Linked DNA regions of Homo sapiens: all the other regions are linked to region 1. The links are chromatin loops, found by intact Hi-C in ENCODE. Cell type or tissue: heart left ventricle. All regions are shown on one strand. Region 1 has its middle 12 kb from the start of TM4SF18-AS1. Region 2 overlaps LOC107986045 (a long non-coding RNA gene). Region 3 overlaps CPB1 (carboxypeptidase B1).

The links. Hi-C counts contacts between places; a loop is a spot of excess contacts. Peaks named below come from ENCODE experiments on the same cell type or tissue, not always from the same donor. Only the 100,000 strongest peaks of a DNase experiment are listed, where the experiment ranks them.
Region 2: a loop joins it to region 1, with 23 times the contacts of the local background. A loop is called at or near these places in 101 of 110 quality-filtered maps.
Region 3: it touches region 1 in a loop (2.8-fold over the local background); 37 of 110 quality-filtered maps call a loop at or near these places.

What each region holds. Positions count from the first base shown.
Region 1 is chr3:149,268,856-149,276,855 of GRCh38, forward strand. It overlaps the pseudogene CPHL1P. Among named protein-coding and RNA genes, the nearest start is that of TM4SF18-AS1, 12 kb to the right of the region's middle. RefSeq lists an enhancer at 689-1,888. In heart left ventricle, a CTCF peak has its summit at 4,466 (motif pointing left); no DNase peak of the experiment used is centred here; H3K27ac peaks cover 997 bases.
Region 2 is chr3:148,951,487-148,959,486 of GRCh38, forward strand. LOC107986045 (a long non-coding RNA gene) reads left to right here. Exons shown (of 3, transcript XR_001740565.2): 3 at 4,096-4,602. Among named protein-coding and RNA genes, the nearest start is that of GYG1, 36 kb to the right of the region's middle. RefSeq lists an enhancer at 6,025-6,526. In heart left ventricle, CTCF peaks have their summits at 4,169 (motif pointing right) and 6,354; no DNase peak of the experiment used is centred here; H3K27ac peaks cover 841 bases.
Region 3 is chr3:148,851,034-148,859,033 of GRCh38, forward strand. CPB1 (carboxypeptidase B1) reads left to right here. Exons shown (of 11, transcript NM_001871.3): 10 at 6,424-6,508. Among named protein-coding and RNA genes, the nearest start is that of CPA3, 10 kb to the right of the region's middle. In heart left ventricle, no CTCF peak of the experiment used is centred here; no DNase peak of the experiment used is centred here.

The DNA.
Region 1 (8,000 bases):
CTTTCTTTCCTTCCTACCTTTCTTTCCAACAAAGGTCTATTCATATATTCTTGTAATTACTTAAAAAAAATGGAGTAAATTAAAGCGCAGAAAATCTTCAGAAGGACACAGAAAGAGGAGACACACAGGAGAAAGTGATGGGATCCCATCAGCCAACTAGGCTTTGAGGCGTTTTTTCACTTGGTCTAGGGCTGACACTAGTCTTTCTGCAGGGTTGAGGTAGAAAGACTGTCTTGAGGGTATGATCTGAGAATAAGGTAGATAGGAGGTATTGGTGGAGCTGAGTATATTTTAATCTGAAAATGATCATCTTTTCTAAGTGACAACTTTTTATCACTAAATTCAGTCCTTGAGTTATAATAGCCGTGAGTGGTTTTCTTTTTCTCACACAAAAAAATAAAGTTAAATTCTGTAATTCTAATGAAAATTATGTTTTTTTCTGATTGAAAAATAACACAGAACATTTACGTGATCATATATAGAGTTTTGTCATATTCAAGAATAAAAAAGATAAACAACAACATAACTGACCATTCTGTTATTAAATGGCAAATGTGGAGAGGGAAATAAACAAAAATAAGGAGGTTTACTTGAGTAATCAATTAGAATTATTGGGTTCTGCATAATTTCTTGCTCTGCTTCCCATAGGATTTTGATTCTTGTTTCCTCAGTTAAAGAAAAAGCTGTAATAATATCTGCTCTGTCTGACACTCAGGGTTCTCACTCAGGGTTTATATTCTCACAATGAATATAAAAGTTTTTGTAAAAACAGCAACCCAATCCTATATACTTAAAAGGATTTAAAGCTGTCAGGGACCTGGGCTCCATCACTGACTGTTTCCAAAAGGAATCATATCACCTTCTTGGATATCGGTTTCTTCATTTGTAAGGTAAGGCATTTGTAATGGGCTATGACCTTGGAAGTTCTCTGACTCTGTATCACGCAAAAGTAATAGATCACTACCATGTATCTGGCATCCCAGCATCCACACTCCAGGGGCCTTGGCCACCATGAAGGCATCTTCCAGTGAGGAGGGGAAGAGCATAATGGTGTCCTTTCTGTGATTCCGAGAGATCAGAGTTTGTCCGCGGAGGTAGACGGGGTGTATGTCAGCCACGCCACCCATGCCAACAAAATACCACTGGACCCTATCTTCAGCACACATGGTGAGATTGGGCAGATTTCCATAGATGTATCCATTTATTGCTGAAAACAAATGTATATTAATCAATCAGGCATGATAGATCAGTGCCACCTGGTAAAAATTCTGTGTATTTCCTCATCATATTAATATAAACCTCACAATGTCAACATTGTTCTCACACATAATCTATAACATCTGATTTGTGTTTCATGGGAAAGGAGTCCATATGCATTGTGTATGATGAGAAGTGAGGGGAACACAAAGGTTTAAAGGCAAGAGGAGAAAAAGTTCCTGAAAGGCAGGAAGCAGTGAAAAGGGGAAAAAAATAGAAACTAAGTTCATGAGAGAAGAAACCAAGGATAAGGGTGACGGATTATGATGACATCATTTCTGAAAAATTCTATGTTGGATAAAAACACATATTCATAAAATATTTGGTCAATTATGTCTTTGTTATTCCATATTTTATTACTTAAAGTTACGTCTTTCTTAGGTTTTTACTGTCTATTTTAAATCAGTATGAGACTTCAGAAAACAAATATTGACCAAACTTTACTTGCTATTGGACTTAGGGAATGAGCAGGCTTTACTAGTGATTTGCATTTGCATGTCAACCCAGTATACTCTGATTGAAACGCTGAAAAACATAAACTCAACTAAATAAACTTGAACAAAGGGAAATGACTGAATACGATCATAGAAGTTAGAATTATAAGATATTATGTATGAGAAAGTTCTTTTAATCGTACATTGCATGCTCATGCTCTCCTCAAAACGGGGATCACTAGTATTAATCTTGCCAGATTCAGTAAATGCACGAATATTTTCATCACTATACCAGCTTCTGCTTTCATCAGTTGTAGAAAACATCAGAAAAGAAGACCTGTCAATATCTTTTTCAGTGTCTCCATTCAGTGTCCCTGAAACAAAAAACACATTTCTTACTTTTCATGTAGACATTAATTAGAACCATTGTTACAGATACAACTACTTTTACGATCTACAGTTTTGTTAATTGTTAGGGCACGTGAAAAAGGTAAATGTTTGCGATGTGGGATGTCGGTTTTTGTAAAGTTTACAACAAACTTAAAAAAGCATATTACCTATATGAAGCCATATTTAAAGAATCCATACTCATCTTTACATCAAATCAGTAACTTTCTGCAGTGTCTGCATCTGATGACCATTATCGCGTGAGATTGTTCAAAGTCTAAAAATTTGTGTTTCCTCAAACGAAGGATAACTTTAGTTCATACCAATTTATTTATTCTTCTATGCTTATATTCAACAAATATTTATTGAATATTTGTAATGTGTTAGGTACTATGACAAGTGTTGGGTTTATAAAAGTGAACAAGACAGTTATCTACCCTTGCAGGGCATACAATCAAGGGTGGACGCCATCAATTAATAAGATACTATAGTGTGTAAAGTTCTATAGTAGGGAAGAGTTCAGTGTTTGGGAGCTGGTTAATTTAATTTTGGGTATGGAAATCTTTTCTGAAGGCAGTGACACCTCAGTTGATATTTAAAGGATGAGGAGTTTGCTGGGGTGTACCTGTAGAGAAGATTCCAGGCAGCAATTAAGATAAAAGGAATTTGGACTTTATCGTCAGAACAATCAGCAGTCCTTGAAGGATTTTAAGCAAAGGAGTGACAGACTCAGAATCATCCTCCCACCTTCACCCCCCAGACAGAAAGCCAAGTGGAGATGAATTGAAAGGGGAAGCACTAGAGACTGGTGGGGCAGCTAAGAGGCTGTTGTGGGTATCCTAGCAAAAAGATGGCAGTGGCCTGAACTAGGTTAGAGTTCGTGGAGCTGAAGAGAAGTGAGCTGACCTTGTGATGTGTACGAAGTAGAGCTGGCGGGACTTGACTGATGTATTTAGCAAGTGATGAGGGAGAGGGCAGTATCAAGAATGTTACCCAAGGTTTTGTCTCCAGTGACTAATTGGAGCATACTGGGGCCATTCCCCAAGGCAGGGAACACAGAAGGAAGGGAGAGATTCAGGGCAGGAACAAATGACGGGTTTTGGAATATGACGTATTTAGGTACGGATGAAACACCCAAGTAGAGACGCCAAGTTGCCAGGCCTGACTATCAGTAAAGGAGTTTGAACCAAAGTTACAGATTTCAGACTCATTAACCCACAGATGGAAACAAATGACTCAAAATGGATAAGATCCCTCTGTGCGCTTAGATTGAACAAAAGAGAAAAGTGCTTAGGACAGTGGGAATAAAATAGTTATAATATTTAAAAAGTATATAAAAATATAATATTCTATAAAATTATTATCAGTCCCAAATATTTTATAACAGCCTTATATTTAAAACCATAGGGCATAAATCAACATAACTGTAAGTGAGAAAGTCTTTTTCTTTTTCTTTCTTTTTTTTGTAGAGACACAGTTTCACTATGTTGCCCAGGCTGGTCTCAAACTCCTGGCCTTAAGTGATCCTCCCAACCTGGCCTCCCAAAGTGCTGGGATTACAGGCATGAGCCACTGTACCCAACCAAGGAAGGCTTGATGGCAGTTCACATACTTGCCTTTGAGAATGCAAAGCATTAAGTTATCTTACTGTTTAAAAAGAAAAGGGAGAAAGTTTGGAAATGTTCAGACTAGATAGCTAATGTTTAAGTTAAATATAATAAACACATATTCTTTATCTTGCCATTATGCAGTTGAGTTCCTTGCAATTTTGAGAAGGGCAAAAAGCTCTTCCAAAGTTGGTTTAAAAAGTTATCTCCCGGCTGGGCACGGTGGCTCACACCTTTAATCCCAGCAGTTTGGGAGACCGAGACGGGCGGATCACAAGGTCAGGAGTTCAAGACCAGCCTGGCTAATATGGTGAAACCCAGCCTCTACTAAAAATACAAAAAAAAAAAAAAGTTATCTCCCAAGGAATGTAATTTGTAATCATGAGACTATGTGTGTTTGGCATAGGAAACTGCAATTATTAAAATATTTATTGTGGAGAGATGTTTGTTCACCTAAAATTTAAACTTTGATTGTCATAGGAAGTTAAATTTGCTCATTAACTTCATAATTAATCTAGTGCTGTTGCTTTGTTGATCTTGTTTTAATGAACCAAATCAGAATTTTCAAAACTCTATATTCCCTTGCAAGTTAGAAACATATCAGCAAAACTTCCTCCTTGCAAGAATTATTAATAAACTGATGATTCTAACTGATTCACCTTAAAACATAAACACAAAAAGGTGGCAGTAATTTTGAAGGAAGATGGCCGAAGTGAAGTTTATTGGGTTTGACTACCATCTAGTGACCAACCTGAATTATTGGTTGAACTGAGGGTTGGATTTGAGATCGCCATCTAGTGCTCAGAGTCCAAGATGGCAAGTTTCCATTCTTGACTGGAAAACCAAGGTTAAGGCAGGAAAATGGAGTGCCTTGGATAGTAAAATTCCTCTAGGAGAGCAGAGGACAGCCTACCCATTCTGGTTTACTCTTTTACTGCAATGAGATTTTTTTTTAAAGTTACCTCTTTTACAAGTCAGTATTGGTCCAATAAGTCCCGAAGCTACATCTCTTGCAGTGTCTATATGGGAATGGTAAATTCTTGTCACACAATTACTGTCATTGGGGCCAGGTCCCTGATGTTCTTCTACATACCACTTGTAGGTATATTGTTTCCCTGGCTCCAGATATTCATCTTCCTTTTGCAGGCCTGTCGTATTATCAGGATAGATAGCACCTAGAAAACATATTCTGCACTGTGGTTACAGTAAATATTGGATAACACTATTTTGAATGTGACTCGGGCTTCCTCCATTATGCTACTTTGTATTTCTCAAAAAGTGTGCATTTCTCCCCACCATTTCCCAGATTCCTACCTCCCTAAATCCCCTTTAGTTGGCTTCTACCTGAATGCTCAGCTTGGCTGCAGTTTTTAGACTAAATTGGAATGAGGCAGGCAGTATATAATAGGCTATCATCACTCTTACTGATGGATTCAACAAATATTTATTTTGCACCTACCATGTGCCTAGATCTCAGATGCAGAGGTAACCTCTGGACTCCCGAGTTGCCCTCCATATTTTCTTCATTGCCAGTCAGACTTGGGACCCAGGGCATCCAAGGGTGTCCCTGTTACTTCCAAGTAGCCCACTGCAGTCCGAAGGTGGCCCATGCCGTTACTCTGAACTATTACCTCAGTTCTGACTTTGGACCGTTGCTCTCCTTTCTTTCTTCTTCTCTGGCTAAAGTGTTGCCTCAGATCCTTACCCCTCGTGGCTGGATCCTGCTAACTATGAATAAAATTCCTTTATTCAATAAAAGACTTTGAAACATGAGCAGCCTCTGATTCTCTATTCTTCTTTTGGGACCCTCCTGTTCCACACTGAACATGAAGAAATTATGACTGACTGTTTTGTACTTTCTTCCTGCCCAGCGGCCCAGCTGGAACTGGCTCCAGTCATGGTCCAGTTTCCTGAGTCTGTTTCAGTCCAGAGGATTAATTCAAGGCCTGTTTTCTAGTTCTTCTTCATGCTTCCCTGACGGAATCATCAAACCTCAGTTCAAGTTTTGAGAGTTGATTAAAAAGTAAAAAAATAAAGCAAACTCTTGTTAACATTTTTCACATTATATGTCTATAATATAGACTATTTTTCTTTTTTTTTATAGACTATATTTAAAGGGCAATAATCATTGCAAGATGGTCATGTAACATGGCAAAATAATGATGACAGATGAAAGGAATGGCATATGGGATTTCCGCTGCCCTGTATTATCATAGAGCCTCTGTTGGAAGGAGCACGTATGCTATAGGTGGTACTCTTATCAAGTTGGCCTAAAATTCCAGTTTTCTAAAGATTTATGCCAGGCCTTTTAAAAACCATATTTCAAACACTGGGAAAAAATATCTGTGTTCTACTAAAGACAATTCCAAACTCTGTTTTCCTAGCTTTCCTTGTTGTCTCCCAAAAACTCACAAAATCCTATTTGTTGGCTTTCTCTTCCCTTCCTTTTTTTTTTTTTCCAAAATCATGATGTATCTGTGACTGTAGCTGTGTAGGAGAGAAGAGTCTGCCTGGAAAGTAGTGATTTCTCTTGATACTGATATCTTCCCAGAGGGTGATCCTCATCTACTAGGAAATGGAAATGAGGTGGGGGCAGAACAGGATTTCTGCCAACCTAACATTTAGCTCATGAGTGTTTCCTACAAAACGAAACAAAAAAACACCTTTTTTTTCTTTTCTGGTGAGTAAGGGAAAAGTGTTTTATTTCCTAGGAATTGCATAAGGGCTGTCACTCAATTAAGATGAGAAACTAAAAAAGGACTGTCTTGGGTATAAACTTTAAATACATCAGAAGTAGAGTCTGCATCCACTCTAAACTCCACGTAGCTCAGAATGCTGACCAGTCCATGATTACCTGGCTTTTTCTAATGCAATGTGCTCATACTCTCCATAAGCAAAACTCAGGAAAGAGGATCTGCTTACCTTCATTTTCTTTGGAGTAGGTGAGCCCATGAGGATGATAACTATAAGCTCTTGAAGCATTATTTTTTACATGTACATAAATGAAGTCTCCAGTCTCTGCTTTAATCATTGGACCTAAAAATCCCAACCAGGATGGTTTTTCAATGATCCTTTGAAATGTATTATCAGTATCAATATTGAAAATACAAAGCCTTTTTAAAAACAAAGCTCTTCCTCGCTTGACCTCCTTGTAGAAATTCTCTATAAACAAACAAAAAAGACAGAACTTTAACAAATGTTGACTGGAAAGAAACAAAGTGTTAAATAAGCTAAATGAAAAGTCAGAAGCTCAACAGCCTAATTTTGGCAGATAAAACCCAGAGGCTGGAGAAAATGTGATGGGAGTCAAAAACAGGTATAATTGGTGAGAAGAGTGTTGAAATACTGAATGAAGAAATCAAATACAAATGTAGTAAGTAAAACATGTGGCATTTTGGTTTAAAAGACATGCCAAATTCTTTAAACTGAACTGTGTCTATGTTTCTAACCCCACTTTAAGGTTACTTTAGCATTCAAGTAGTCGATCAGTTCCCATGATTTAGGACTGTTTACACATTTAAATGGATTTGTGGATTTGTTGGTAGCATTAAGGTGTTTTGCTCTTAAACCGTGGTAAATCAGAACCCCACTCATGTCCTCTATATTTCCCTCTCTCAATTATCTGAAGAGAAAAATCGAGAAAACAGCTACACACATATCAAAAGGAAAGTGTTGTTTTATACCTTATCACGTGAACAAAATTAATGATAAACAGAATTAGCTGTGATCTGCAAAATAACGTGTCAGGAAGACAAGAGTGGCGATCATTCCAGGAAAGAGCAATTTTGGATTTGTATTACTACCTCTTTTCCATACCATGTTGGAACTAAACAAACGAAGTGGTTCTAATGGCATATGTGTCCTGCAAGTGTCAATCATGAGAAAGTTTTCATCAGCATTTCATCAATGATCAACAATTACCAACTTTTGCTTCAGATAATAACTTGTTAAATGCAAAGGATTACTTACAGGTCTTCAGAAAAAGGCTTTTCATTGAGCATATTTTTACCAGAAGGAGCATAGTTCCAAATGCTTTCTTCAATGCCTATGTAGCAGTGCCTATCTATTGCCCAACCTGGAGAACTAATAAAAAACAGAAAGGTCAATGGTAAAAGTGCCTTCATTTTCAAATTCTGAGCCTGGAGAAGTTAACTGAGTAGGGCTTGCCTACCTTTTATAATCCAGGCTTTCTTCTTTCATTTGTGTCTACTGACATACATTATCTGTCTTCATTAACATATATGTCATTTCCATTCCAAGTGGTTTTGGATTTCATTGTCAGGTGAGGTGAAATGTTGCACAACACACTGGATCG
Region 2 (8,000 bases), 320 kb before region 1:
GAATTTAATGGATAAATTTAAGGAGAAATTAGGAAAGTAGGGATCAAATCTGGATGAGATTCTGTCAAAATGAAGGTACAATTTTTATCTTAGCAAGGAAAAAATTTTTATCTTAGCAAGGAAAAAATCTAAAGTGGGTAAGAGTTGTCATTCATTTAAAAAGAAAGAAAATAGCAGTCACTTCTGTTAAAAGAAGAATGTATCTAGTCATTTTTATGGTTATAGAGTGGCCTCATCTTTATCTTGTTCCAAACATAGTCACAGAGTGGCCTTGTCTGAACATTGTTTATATTCTGTAAGCATTGTTAGTGTTCACTTGGGAACGTCATGATCCAGCAGCCAGCAGCACAAATTTTTACTTTCCTAAACAAATAAAGGAATGTATCACCACTCAGACCAAACTAATATTTACTTTATATATATACACACACATACAAATAAAATATTATGCTATACATACTATTGGATAATATGCTTTATATAATGACATAGCATCAGTAGCTTTCCATGACAGTGTTCATCAGCATCACTTTAAATGTAGGAATGGAGCTCCATCATGCAGATGAGCCAAAACGTGTTTCATTAATCCCCCATTGCTCAACATTTAACATGTTTTCCTTTGTGTGTGTATGTGTGCGTGTGTGTGTGTGTGTGTGTGTGTATTAGTTTGCTAAGGCTGCTGTAACAAAATACCACAGACTGCATGGCTTAAATAAGAGAAATTTCTTTTCTCACAATTCTAGAGGCCAGAAGTCCCAAATCAAAATGTCAGCAGGATTGATTTCATTCTGAGGCCTCTCTCCTTGACTTGTAGATGGCTTTCTTCCTCCAGTGTCTTCACATGGTCTTTCTTCTGCGTATGTCTATGTCCTAATTGCCTCTTCTTATAAGGTTACCTGTCATACTGAATTAGGACCCACCCATTGGACTTCATTTTACCTCAATTTCCTCTTTAGAAGTCCTATCTCCAAATACAGTCACATTCTCCACTACTGGGAGTCAGGACTTCAATATATGAATTTCGGGAGACCCAGTTCAGCCCATAACAATGTGAACATCTCTGTATCTATGATTTTGTGTACATCCATAGTTATTTCCTTAGGATAAATTTCTAGAGGTGAGATTGATAGGTCAAAGTGAGACCACAGTTTGAAGGCTTTTGGTAATAACATCAAATTGCCCTGGAAAAGTTGGCACGATCTATGCCCTCACCAAGCAGTACAGGAAAGTAACTTTAGCCCTGTTTCCTTCATTGTGCTTTGTAGTTTTGTGATCTCTTTTTATTGGTTTCATATTTGGCAGATTTGCCTATCTCCACATGAGTTCAGATAGCCCAACATGTTAGTGAGACCAAGACTGTAAGTTTAATAGCTTCAGTAGGAGTTTTTATCAGTAGTTATATAAACAAAGAGAATATCCTATACATAGTAAATCAGGACTGTCATTTCTATACACAAAGGACAGCAAAGTTAGATTTTTTATTGATAGAAATAGTGCCTTGATTTTTATATCAAGCATTTAATACTCTATTTTATACTCTACGACATCTCAATAAATGTTTGTTGATTATCTTTTAAATACCAACTAATTCAATTAGAAATCTTCTGGTTTCAAGTGACAGAAAACCCAACTCTAAATGGCTTAAGCAAAAAAAAAAAAAAAAAAGGAATTCATTGATTCATATTGATTCATGTAACTGAAAACCCTGTGAGACAGGGTAGCCACAGGTGAGGCTTCATTCTGAAATTAAAGGCTGCCACCACCAGGGCCCACCTCTGTTTGGCTGCCTTTGGACTAGCTCAATGCCTAAGCTCTCTGTGATGGCCTCTGGCAATGCCAAGCTGAGTCACAAAAATGGCTGCAGGAGAATCAGAAGAAAGTCACTATAGACACTAGGCAGAAAAGCAACAAATACCACTATTCTGGCTCCCATATAGTTCTAGAGCTAGCAGGAAGTTTAGAAATCATTTAGTCTAATAATTTTTAAAAGTTTTTTTGTTATGTTTTGTTTTGCTGGTAACCCTTTCTTCAGACAAGAGCTTATGATGAAGTCAAATATATAAAATAGAATTAAAAACTGAAAGGGTAAGTTGAAACAGAGGTGAGGATCCCTTGCCCCCTCGCTGCTCATTCTCCATGAGGCACCTCCAAGGAGCACACTATTAATTACTTTAGAGATAGAGAAACTGAAGCTCAGAACACATACATTGCTCATTCTGGAACATCACCCATGAATGACAGAGCCAATGGAACTCAGGAGCCTTCACCCTGTCCCGTCAGTCTTGCCGCTTCCCTCACTGGTTGCTCCTCACTGCCATTTTGAGCATTATGTTTAACTGATATCCTTGATCTAGCAACTCTGCTCCTACCAAAAAAAAAAAAACGGAAGCAGAATTGAAAAGCTCAATTGCCTGCCATCTGTGTATATGTACAGCCCTTGTGTCTCCAGCCACAGTTGGTTACTGAGACTAGCTCAGAACTGAGCAGGCTCAGAGCTACATTAAGCCTCTGTTCCTCCAAGTCCATTTGAGATTTTTAATTTCAAATCAGAAAAACAGTGCCTACATCAGTGTTTCTCAGGGTGTAATCTAAGAATTTTGTGGATACCTCTCGCTCCAAAGCCCCCTTAGGAATTCTTGAGTTTAGAAGATATTTTTGGACAAGGTATAGTGAACCAAAGCTGGAACCTAGAAATAGATGTCCTATGAGAAAGAAAGCTTATCAGTTCTAATTTAAAAGTTAGAAGTCCTTTCTTTAGTACATGATTGAGAGTTAAAACCAATACTGGAAAAAGAAATGAAAAAAGCGACCAGATTTATGCAGATAAATTTGCATAGGCAGTTAAAAATAAAATAAATATTTTAAATAAAGTAAAATAAGCAACACCATATATACCTGATGAGAAGCATCCCCTAAAATATCACTGACATGTTTTATCTGAATTTATAGCCAAGAGATGGACACAGGAAGACTGCTGTAGCTCACAAATGAATTCTCTCTTTCCTCTCTGCCTCCCATCTCCTTCTCCTACTTTGTATTAAAGCTTTTCTTATGCAAAAGATCCAGGACATAGAAGAAAACAGAAAATTTCATTAACAAATTTTCTAAAATAAAACAAAATACAACCTTAAAGGCCATTGGGACACTAAGTAACATCCTGAGCTGTATATATGCAAGATTATGGGTTAGAGCCCACAGAGAAAAGTCACAAGAGACCAGAATGGAAGAATGATTTCTGGAGAGTCTCATGAAATATAACTCTCCCTTTATATGGAGGAAAATTGTTTCTATTGAATCTATGATTTCTAGCAAACCCCACACAGAATTGTGCATTGGTATTCCACAATTAAAACCAATTTTAATTACTTGAAGCTAGATATATAGAGCCTCTCAAAATGTTCCTTGTAAAAGAAAATTTTTCCCTTGACATAGAAAAAAAAATGGAGAAAACTGACATATTTTCATGTCCCTTTTAGATCTAAAATTATTTTTGGGGTTTAGTAGAAGAAATATATTAAACCCATCACGATTTGCTCATCATAGAGCCCTGGATCTAGTACATAAAGAGATGTGACTGTTACAGGAACAATTCGAGTTGAGGAGGCATTGATTTTTCTCACATTTGGGCTTGAATAACCAAAGAAATTCCTTCATGTCCCCCTATAACCACCTGTTCACATCTCAGTTATTTGTCAGCTGATGTTGTAATTTTCTGTTACTCATCTATATTTCCCACGACATTCTTAGCAAAGGCAAGGGCTGTATCTCATTTATGATCTTGGAGGGCCTAGGAGAATGCTTGGCCCTCAAATATTCAATAAATTGAGTAGGCACTTAATAAATGGCATAGAAACAGAAGCATAAAAGTGACCAGACGAACCCATTGCAACACCCGTTCCAAGCTCTGAAATGCTACTATTTTTACCTGTTTTTCTGGATTCGCAAAAGGCTAAGTGTAAATCCCAAAGAAAGTCTGGGTCCGAAATTTCAGAAAATATGGCCAAGTAAGAATTAGAACTGTGGAAGGGGTTCTAGAAACACTGGGTGAAATGAATGTATCCTCAATGGTATTTTTTTGCTTTTTTTCTTTGCTAGTTTATTTCATCAAAAAGATCGGAAGCCTAAAAACAGCATTGTTAGGGAACTGGCAGCTCAAGACAAAGAAGCCGAACCAGAAGAGGGCACTCTTACCACAGAGATTTACAGCTAATGGTTTTTTTTTTTTTTTTTTTTTAATGTTTGCCCCTCAGCAGGGCCAACAGAGAAAGCAGGACATTCTTTCCTAAGGAGCTCATAACTCTCCCAGCCAAGCAAGAAGGAAAAGGCAAAACACCAAGGGTGAAAACTTAGCAGAGAATGCCAAAGGCAATGACCGTGCTCTCTGACCATCACACGCTGGAGGCAGAGCTTTATATGGTTCTCAAAGGATTGTTTACCTCCTCCTCACTAAACCTTAAAAAAAAATGTATTCCAAAAACGAATTACACCAAGCCAACCCACATTACTCAGTCTACGAAGCCAACCCACATTCTGGCCTGTACTGCCTTTCAACTCTTCCTATTTCCACTTGCTGGAATAAATCATTTCACTCTAGGGCCAAAACAGGTTTGATTTCATCTGTCAGAGGCCTGTAACATTAAGCGGCAGTGTGGTGCTTGTTAGAGGAGGAGCACTTGTATTCTCCCGGATCCCCTGTGGAACCGCCTGGGCTTCTGAGCTAGGGAAGCAGATAAACCCTGTCCCTGCCTTCACCCTTCTTTGGGGACAGTTATAGGCTGACGGTCTGAACTTTGGGAGAGACAGGACTTCGGTTATCCCTCTCCACTGAGGGCTGCCACCGCACACAATTGATCCAGAGATTGGGAGATGGGTAATCCATCTCATCCTGTCCCTAAAGCCCTGTCTTCCGCAGTCAGCTCTGTTTGAGGACTTCATTTGTGTACTGGTCCAAAATGTGCCCTTCTCCTAGCCTGTGTATGACTAGGAGACTACTTCAACTTCCTTGCCCACAATTCTTCTCATTGCTTACTCTAGCCAGACCGGCCTCTATGTTGTTCTTTGAACACAATTGTGTTCTTGCCTCAGGGCCTTTGCACTTTGATTGTCCCTCTATCTAGAATTATATTCTCTCAGATACCACATGGTTCACCCTCTCGCTTTCATTCAGGGTTATGCCCGAATGTCATGCCTTCCCTGAGCACGCACATCTACACTAGCACCCACAGTATTACACTCTATCCCGACACTGCTGTATTTTCTTCATAGCACTCCTCACTGCCTAACGTTGTTATAAATCTAATCATCTATTTCTGTCAACTCCGCAAAGGCAGAGACTGACTTCTATTTGTCCACAATTGGATCTGCCGTGCCTCGACACAACGGATGTTCTCAGTAAACAGAGAATTAATCAATTAAAATATATCTTTCAGCCCCTGGGTTCCCTCTTCCAGCTTCTCAGGTACTCCTCATTCACTCCAGAATTAAACTAAATCCTATGGCGTGGCATTCAGGGCTCTGATCAGACCCTGTCCTCCCTTTCTGGCCCTGTCTCCGATTGCACACCCTCCACCTGCAACGTACCCTGGAACTCCAGTCAAACCTGGATTACCATCCACTTTCATGCCTGGATGCCTTTGCTCCTGCCCTTCATTCCCTCACCACTTGCTGAAATCCTCCTAATCTCTGAACACCCATCTGACACGCTCACTCCTCACAATGAAGAGGCATTGTCCCTCCCATCCCAGCCACAGACAGTTCTTCTGTCCTCCAATGCCAGTTTGTACATCACTTGTATGATGCCCTCTGTTACAAATTATTTCTCTCTCTAACTTTCTCTGCCAGTAGACAAAGTAGAGGAACAGGATAATTCGCTCTTTTAACTTCCACACATAGAGCAGGGGCCTCGACACAGATAACCTCAGAAGCTAGGCACAAAGTAAGTGAGGTGCATGGCTGGCTTCATCAGCTCAGGCTGCCATAACAAAATGGCACGGACTGAGTAGCTTAAACAACACAAACTTATTTTCTCACAGTTCTGGAGGCTGGAAGTCCAAGTTCAAGGTTCCATCAAGGTGAGTTTCTAGTGGGGCCTCCCTTCCTAGCTTGTAGCTACCTTTTCACTGTTCCCTACAAGGTCTTTCCCCTGAATGCATGCAGAGAGAGAGCTCTCTAGTGTCTCTTCCCCTTACCCTCGTGACCTCATTTAACCTTAATTGCTTCCTTGAAGGCCCTATCTTCATTCAAATCAGTCACTATGGAGGTTAGGGGTTCAACATGTGAATGACAGGAAGTGAGGACACAACTCAGTCCTCAACAATAGGCAAGGCAGGACTCAAAGGAACTGGAGGGGAGTCCCCCATCCATAGGGGGAGCTGCTGCTCAGCTCCAGCACATGGTTCCAGGCCTGACATGCAAGCCCACTATTCCTAAACCGCCAGTTTCACAGAAGCTGGAACTCTGGATGATTCCTAAATCAAATTTCTCATTTTGAAATGAGAGTCAGTAACTAATTAAAACATTATTTTTAACAGTGTGAGCAAAACAAGCCCTGTCCACAGGCAGGATTCAGCCTGGGGACCAAGAGTTGGTAGTTTTTGAACTCCAGCAGTAGTACTGGGCCCATGGCAAAGTCTTGCTCAATGCTTCGGCAGGAAATTGTCTATCGATGTACGTGCCACTGTTTCAGAAACTCTGAAATAAAATGAAGTGGAAAAAAAAAATCCTGACTTCTAACTGTTATACAAAGACTGCCTACTCCTCCCATCTCTCCCACCTTATAGGTCTACTAACAAGTAACTGCTGTCACTGTCCGCCTCTCCATTCCCATCTCCCCTGCCCAGCCACACAAACCTGGGCAGACCCTGGGTCTAGTTCTGAGGTCTGCAATTAATGGGAGAGAGAGAAACTGGGGTCAGTTGAGAAGCAAGCCACAAAGTGATTAGAGATCTGAAAAATAAAGATCAGGAGAGGTTAAATGAACCAAGGTGATTCCCTTTGGAGGAGAGAAGGTTACAGGGTGAGCTAGCGACGGTTTTCAAGTATATAAAAGGCTCATGCCTAGGACAGTAATAAGCGGTTCTCCCTACTGAGAACAGAACAAACAGAAAACACACTCCAAATGCAGCATGGGGATGTGGATGTTTCTTCCTCTAACACAGGTATTTGTAAGGACTTTTGAATCTGAATGGACTTTTAGAGTGGAAAAAGTATTTTTTCTTTGCATTCATTATCTCTCTCCTGATGGAGCAGGTTGTTAACAATGAAAGGAGGAGCCATATGGTAAAAATACTTTCATCTACATAAGAGGACAGTGATGTGATGTTTCTCAATGAAGAATGTATCATTTCTATATTTGCCTATGAGATCCACTTCATACAGGAAGCAGCTGAAACACAAATTGCTTTGGTAACATGTTCAAGGTCAGAGGGCTATAAACAGCCACATTTTCCCCGTTGCACACTTTCCAGTTACATACCAAGAAAACTGAGTTTTTCCTAGTAAATAAGGAGTGTAGAAGATATCAATACATAAATAGATATACATAAACAAACAAGCAACCTCTTCCTTAAGAAGTGTAGAAGCAGGCTGGGCACAGTGGCTCATGCCTGTAATCCCAGAACTTTGGGATGCCAAGGTGAGCAGATCACCTGAGGTCAGGAGTTCGAGAGTGGACAACATGGCAAAACCCTGTGTCTACTAAAAATACAAAAATTAGCTGGGCATGGTGGCACGCTCCTGTAATCCCAGCTACTTGGGAGGCTGAGGCAGGAGAATTGCTTGAACCCGGGAGGCGGGAGGCAGAGGTTGCAGTGAGCCGACACTGCCACTGCACTCCAGCCTGCGTGATGGAGCGAGACTCAGTCTCAAAAAAAAAAAGAAAAAAGAAAAACTATAGAAGTAGAGTCCTCCAGGGCAGAGGTAAGCTGCCTTCATAGGGAAGCATGGCATTTCCCAGAGGCCTCCATGGTGACTGGCATTTTCTTAATTTTCTAAGTTGAAGG
Region 3 (8,000 bases), 420 kb before region 1:
AATCATCGAAAATTTCATGGCCAAGCCTGGTGGCTCATGCCTGTAATCCCAGCTCTTTGGGAGGCCGAGGCAGGAGGATCACTATGGTCAGGAGTTTGAGACCAGCCTGGCCAACATGGTGAAACCTCTTCCCTACTAAAAATACAAAAATTTGGCTGGATGTGGTGGCACACGCCTGTAGTCCCAGCTCCTCGGGAGGCTGAGGCATGAGAATCCATTTGAACCCAGGAGGCAGAGGTTGCAGTGAGCCAAGATCATGCCACTGCACTCCAGCCTGGGTGACAGAGCAAGACCCTGTCTCAAAAAAAAAAAAAAAAAAAAAAGAAAGAGAAAGAGAGAAAAAAAGAAAGAAAGAAAGAAAGAAAAAGAGAAAGAAAGAAATTTCATTGAGCACCTATTAAGTGTTCATTATAAAGTATGTTTCCTGCCACTGAGAATTTACAATCCTACTGAAATGATAAGACTTGGGTACCAGAAACCATACAAAAGGAGAACAGAATTGGGAGTTTCCAGTTAGTGCAATAGTAAGAATTCAGGAAAGGAAAATAGCAATGTTTGCTGAAGCTGCTCAGTGAAGATTATAGAGAGGGGATGCAATTTGTTCTGAGCTTTGAAGTCTGGGCAGGATTTGAGTGGCAGAGAAAGGAATAGGGTGTTTTAGGCAGAGAAAAGAGCCAACAAATGAACAATGGAGAAACTGAAAGATGAAGTTGAGGAAGAAAGTAGAAGAGGGTCATCCTGTATCGAGTGTTCTCCTTAGGGAAGAGTCGGGGCAAGGGCCAATCAATGAGGTAACCAGGTTGTGTAGGCACTTGAATGCCAGGATGAATCCTGTGTCACAGTGGGCCCTGGAGCCAGGGACCTGGAAAATAGGATTGCAGGTCCATTACAGGACTTCCAGTAGAATCTGGAATTCAAACAACAAACAATTTTTATTGTAACCATGTCCAAATATTTCATGGGACAGACTTATACTGAAAAATTATTGTTCCTCTGAAATTTAAATTTAACTGGTCAGTCTGTATTTTTTGCTAAGCCTGAACGTTCTGGGAATAAAGTGATGTTTTAGCAACAGTGACCTAGCAGAGGTGTTTAAAAGATAGCTGTAATGTCATCAACGAGAAAAAGGCATTCTCATAGCACCTTTAAAATCAGTTGTCTTTCTTTTTAATCTTTTTCCTAAAATAAATTCTAGTTTACCATAACTAAATATTTTATATGACTTCCATTTCAACTAATTTTGCCCCCCACTCCCACTCCCACCCCCAGATGACATTTGGCAATGTTTGGGAGACATCTTTGGTTGTCATAACTGTCGAGCTCTACTGGCATCTAGTGAGTAGAGGCCAAGGGATGCTGATAAACATCCTACAATGCACAGAACAGCCCTCCCATCCCCAACAAATTATCCAGCCCAAAACGTCAAGAGTGCCAAGGTTGAGAAACTTGCTTTAAATAAATATAAGAACAAAGTCACATTCCTGGACAAAGGCTCTCGCCTTTCACAGGATCTTATACTTTCTTCACAAAACTTTACAATGTTCTGCAAATTACAAGTGCAAGAGAACCTACAAATCCCCCATTAGACAGTATTTATTTATTTGGGAGAAACTCCACTTCCACCAGAAAAATAAATAAATAGGTAAATAAATAAATACATTCTCTAGACTTTGCAATTTCAGCTGACTCACACTTCACATTTCCCTTGAATTTCAAAGAGCTTAAAAATATGTATGCAGATCAGCCAAATAAAAAGTTTGGTTTTCATCAGTGAAAGCGTTCCCACACTCCCCGTGGGCTCTGTGGAAATCGGCAGGCCTGGTTCTCCTAAGCCAAACTTTTTCCTAACTCCTTGCCCTTCTCTAATCTCAGGGCCTCCTTTTTCTCAAAACATATTTGCTTTTTCAGGTCTCAAATGCTTTCTCCTTGGTTCCTGCTTATAGACCGTAAGGGCTTCTTCTTTTGCACCAAAATTATAAAAGTTAAGTTTCTTATTGGTCCCTTGGTGTAATTTACCCATTATCGCAGGACAGAAGGAAGGAAACTGCAGTTAAGGATTATTTTGATGTTTCTCTTATCACAAATATTCACCCATAGGGATGGCTAAACTCAGAACTTTCAGTTAGAAACAAAGTTCTACAGAAAATTTTCTTTAAATTGTTTTATACCTTATAGTTGGTTTGGAGCTTTTGTTTTCTTATGCTGTAATAATGGGTCACTGGAAGATTAGAAGAGGCAGCCCCCTGTCATGATGCTGGCTGTGTACAAGAGATTGGAACAAGGGCTATGTGCACAGTCACGAAAGGGGAGTTTCTTTATCATATATTCGATGGGAATGCAGGTCAGTGGAAAAGAATATCCTCTCCTTATTCATCTCACCAGGTCCTTGGAACTCAATGCCTGGAGAAACATTACACTAAGCTTTTACTTTGTCTCTTGGGCTACGAGCTAGATGTGACATTTTAGACTCTCTCTGTCTTTTGCTCTAGGACCAAGGCCTCATTTTGAGGAAACAGATGACAAAAGAGAACATGCATAAGATGTGAAAATTCATAGCTAAGGATTAATAAAGGCTGACCATGTTTGGCCTTGACTGAAAGCAAAGTTTTCTCTCAGGCTGGTTTATATTTAGCTTCCTTCTGTTCTTTACAATTGGTAAAACCAGCTCCAGCAACACTTCTTTTGAAGTATTCCAAGGCCACAAGGAGAAGTGAAAAAGAGCAGAGGATTTAAAGAAAGAAGAACCTAGCTCAAGTCAGCCACTTATGGGGCTGTGTGCCCTTGAGCAAGTTCTTTTATCCTCTGTGAGTGTTAGTTCTTTTATCTGTAAAATGGGGATAAAAATATCTAGCTCTTATCAAGAGCTCTTTGTAAAGCTTAAGTTTTTATGTAAATGTTAGTTCTGATTTTGAATCCACTGAGAAACAATGTAAGATGTCCCTCAAAAGGCAAGTTTTATAGAAATCATCACTAATTGGAGTTTCAAGATATGGACCGAGTTCTCTGCTGTGTCGTTGCTTCTTGGTTCTTCCATCATCTGCCCTCATCTCTTTTTACAGAAACATGAAGGGAAAAGAGTTACCACTCTAAATTGTAGCAAATGCAAGAATTACCTTTCTCTCTACCATTCTTAGCAGGGGTCAGTCATCTGGGTTGATTGGAACATTCCCACTGAGCTTGCTGCCCCAGGTGGAATTCCATTCTGCTAGAAAATTCTGTGTTGGTGAAATATGGACAGATAATGTTGAGAAGATAAATGAGTAACATTTGTGAAATTATTTGAACTCTTCTAAAGAAAAGACCCACACTGATTCCAGGGATTTTTGTTAAGATAATTGGAATTTAAAATATGATATTTTACTTGATTAATGTCTGTTCTGACTTTTTTTGTCTTTTGGCCTTGGAGGGGCTAAGAGAAAGGATTCATAGACTTTTTTTTTTAATTAATAGAAATAAGTAAAATGCACAGAAGATGTCAATGTCTAAATGTGGCATCCTATCAACCATCAATAAATGGTACCACTGCCCTCCCCCAGAAGCATCCCCAATCTCCACTCAGGTGGGTTCAGCCTCTGCAAAGCTCAGCACTCTGTACCTCCACCCAAATCTTGATTATTCATAATGCCCCTAAGCCAGAGTGTTAGACTCAGTCAACTAATCATGTGCTAGGTGCTGTGCAATCTGCTGAGGATACAAAATGAATAGCCAACAATTCCTTCCTTCAAGGAGCTCACCTGGTGAGGAAATAGATGCAAAAACAACTGATTATAGCATACAGTGAACCCTGATAAAAGTGTGGGCCCCCAAAAAGGAGAGGGGCTCAATGCTTCCTAAGAGAGTAGAGGCAGCTTCACAAAGAAGATAACACTAAAACTGAATCTGGAAAAACAATAGCAATTATCCATATTAGTAAAGAGAGAAAGAGGATTCCAGTGAAGAGAAAAGGGTACCCACAGTCATGGAGGTCAGGAGAAGCAGGAAAGGGTGTACAGGGAAGTAATTCAGGAAAATCTACCTCAGAAGGAACACGGGAATGCACAACAAATAATGTAGCCTGAGAGACAAGGCCGGACCTGGTTTGCAACAACTGTTTTTGCCAAAAGAGGTTTGACATGATAGAGCCATCGAAGACGTGGTGATGAGGTGATCTTCAGAAGATGAGAGATGAGGTGGATATCAAAATGAGAGAGCAACTGAGGACAAGAGCTGAGAACTTAGGCATAAACTAAATGTTCCTCCAGTGTGCACCTGTGACAGGAATAAAATAACAACCTTTTTAAGCTCACATCAACCTCAGATATTGCTTCAGCATCAAAAAAAAAATAGAGCAACTGTTGCCAAAAGATGCCGATGACGGTGTAGAGAGAACTTGGATGTCACTTCACATGCCCAGAGTGTGGTTTGAGGAAAGGACAACTAAACATTTTTCTGTGGCCTTAATGGAAATCATGTCTAAATTGATATAATAAGTCAAAAGAGATAACAGATCACAAGTAGCCCCCTTTGGTTTTGTCTGAAAACTGTATTACTACATTGCACCAGTAAATATATTGAGAGACTTGAAAGACAATCAATCAACACACGAGTCCAATAGATAATGACAATGACTATTAAATCTTCTCTAGTCTTCGTAACTTTATATGTTTGGAACTAATATTGAAGAATCATATTTCTACTAACTAAAAATAATAATTCAAGGCTTAAGGAAAAATTGAAGTAAAGCCTGAAGAAGGCAACCAGGGAAGGAATAAGAATTCTTTAAGATCAGAGGTTCTGCCTTTCAGATAAATAACTAACTGGAGATTTCCTTTGATAAATGGCAAGATAAAGAAATTGTAGAATGGTAGAAAATATCATGTTTACCTACAAAAAGAACTATTGCCTCACCATGTTTCACATCTCTAGAAGATGGTTTTAAATCTATTATGAGCATTATGTAATGTTTAACTGGTTCTGGTTTCAATTGGCAGTGGAACCTAAGGGTTTAAACAAAGGGTTAAAAAAATCTAAATCTAGTGTCTTCGTTACAATAAGATTAAACAAGAGGAGCAATATATTTAGGCCACAACAGTAAAGATTTCATGCAGTTAGAGAAAGCATGTCTTAGTTTATCAGTTTAGAAATAGGAAAATGGAACCCTAAAATTTGCAAGTACCGACCCAAAACTCTGAGAATAATGTTAGTTCCAGGAAGCTGATTGCATCATTTCAGTGGACCAGAACAGAAAATAATGAGTTACATTTAATAACTCTTTTTAAGTTTTCTAATTTACCACCTGGCTGATAAAGTATTAATGCTATAGGAATTGGAATCCTTGAAGTCTTACGGCCACGCCCTCATCAGTTTGACATAAGATTCTACTAAACTAGTTTCAACATTAGAATAAGGAAAGGAAAATTCCTACTTTGTAAAAATCATATTATTCTGATTTCATCACCAACCTCACAGTTTTCCAGGCATATGTAGAAGAAGTAATTATAATGCCAAAGTATGAAATATAGCCGGTTTCATAACCGGAATGAATTATGGCTAATTCTCCTGCAGTAAATAATTTGTTTTTCAAATCTGTATTCCCCAGACAGCTGAGCCAGGCCTTGCTTCTCAAGTGTTTTATTTAAATAGGCAGTATGTCAGTGGAGTTTTACCACAGAGTTTCTGAGCGCAGAGAGCCTTTCCCTAGGAGTGGGGTGCAGGGAACTGGAGGGCAATGGTTCTTATGAGAAGGTGATGATGCTTCTAAGAAAAAAGATTACACGTAAGTTAATACCTAACAATTTTTTTTAATTCTGAAATTCAAATGTTCTGCATTTTGAAATAGAATGAATATTCTCTAACTTTTTAGTCTAAAAAATTTCCAAGCTGGAGCTACCACTCATCCTTGGAACTGCCAATTCCTAAGCATTTTCATGCTGGCACTGAATGTTGCATTGACTAGCCATTCCTATGTGCAGTTTCTAATGCTCCTGCCCTAACTCACACAACCCTATTGTAACTTAATCTGGCTTTATAAACTGCCACATTGCCAAGTGTTTTTTTTTTTTTTTTTTTTTTGCTTTGTTTTCTTTGCGTTTTTGCATGCGTGTGTTTTGGTTTGTTTGCCTGCAAACAGGTAAACAACTTCTTTGCACAACCATAAAGACTTCCTTGTCTCCTGCTTTTCTGTTACAAACTCTTACAAGACAAGATAAATAGAGGCTCAGAGTGAATGCTTGGGGAGGGTATTAGGGAAGACATTCTTGCACAAGAATTACTTGGATCATATCACTAGGTTAAGTAGAAAAATGAAAATGGGTCCTGAATAAGCATATAATACGATCCAAATTGTTACTTACATGCTTTGAATGCCTTAAAAATAATGTACAGGGCATTTGTTTGGCAGTGTGCTTTTATTTATTTCCTTACTTATTCCTGTTTCTTTTGCAGAATGCCCTGGCTAAAGCTACTGTGAAAGAACTTGCCTCACTGCACGGCACCAAGTACACATATGGCCCGGGAGCTACAACAATCTGTGAGTCTTGGCTTCAGAACTGTGCAAAGAACCATGTGCCTAAAAAGCCAACGAAAGGTTCCTGGGGCCTTTCTTTTCTGATAGTTTAAAGCATGTGGCTTTTGCCTCACAGCAAATTTTTCTAAAATATGTAATCAGTTTTCTGTTCAAAAAAAAAAAAAGGAGGGAAAGCCTGGACAACATAGCAAACTTTTCTCTAAAAAAAATTAAAAAATTAGCTGGTCATGCACACCTGTAATCCCAGCTACTCAGGAGGCTGAAGCGGGAGAGTCACTTGAGCCCAGGAGTTCTAGGTTACAGTGAGCTATAATTGCACCATTGCACTCCAGCCCGGGTGACAGAGCAGGACCCTATCTCAAAATAAAAAGGGAGGAGGAGAAAAATATCCTTTTCAACCCACAGAGACATTTCCTCCCTGTAAGCATCTACTGAGCACTTACTATGTGCCAGGGCCTTACTAGGCACTAAGAGAACAAGAAAGTAAGAATAGAGAGAAGAAAAGATGAAAAGAGAAAAGGAAGGAGGGAGATCAGGGCAATCTTTAAAGAACTAGCAGTAGGGAAGCAGCAAAAATAAGCAGTCTTTTGTGATACAGGTGCTAAGTGCTGTGACATTAGGATGCACAAGGAAAGAACACACCCAAAGACCAACCAACCCCACAGTATCAGAATTAACTTCCCAAGATGATGACACAAAAGTTTTATCTGAAAGGATTGTTGCTGGAGGAAAATATAAGACAGAGTGTTTTCAGCCGGGTGCAGTGGCTCATGCCTATAATCCCAGCACTTTGGGAGGCCGAGGCAGGCAGATCCCGAGATCAGGAGCTCGAGACCAGCCTGCCCAACATGGTGAAACCCCACCTCTACTAAAAATACAAAAAATTAGCCAGGCGTGGTGGCGGGCACCTGTAATCCCAGCTGCTCGGGAGGCTGAGGCAGGAGAATCGTTTGAACCTGGGAGGCGGAGGTTGCAGTGATCTGAGATCCTGCCACTGCACTCTAGCCTGGGCGACGAGAGCAAAACTCCATCTCAAAAAAAAAAAGACAGAGTGTTTTTTTGGCTAAACAGACGACAAACAAGTACCAGGGCTACCTGAGGCACAAGTCACCTTCAAGAGGTAGACACCAGTCCCTCTAATTAGACACTCAGTGTATGCAAGCAAGTGGCTAGAGTGGTAGGGGCTAGACCCAAGAGCTGTGGGTGCTGCAGCTTAGATTTATCTGGAAGGCACATTCCACAGGCCTCATTTTCAATTTCTACGTATATCTTCCTTTGCCTTCAAATGGTTTCTTTCTGCCTGAGGTTGGAAAGAAATTGAAACACACACATGACAAAAGACCCAGTCTCATCATCAAGTGGCCTCCAGTGCAGTTGGAGAGGCTCCAGTCCTGAGTTGTTGGGATTTATTTTAAGCCTTTATGCAAAATACAATTTTCTTTATTTTTATTATTTTTAAAAAACTGCTCTGAATCATATGAGGCATACTGTTTTC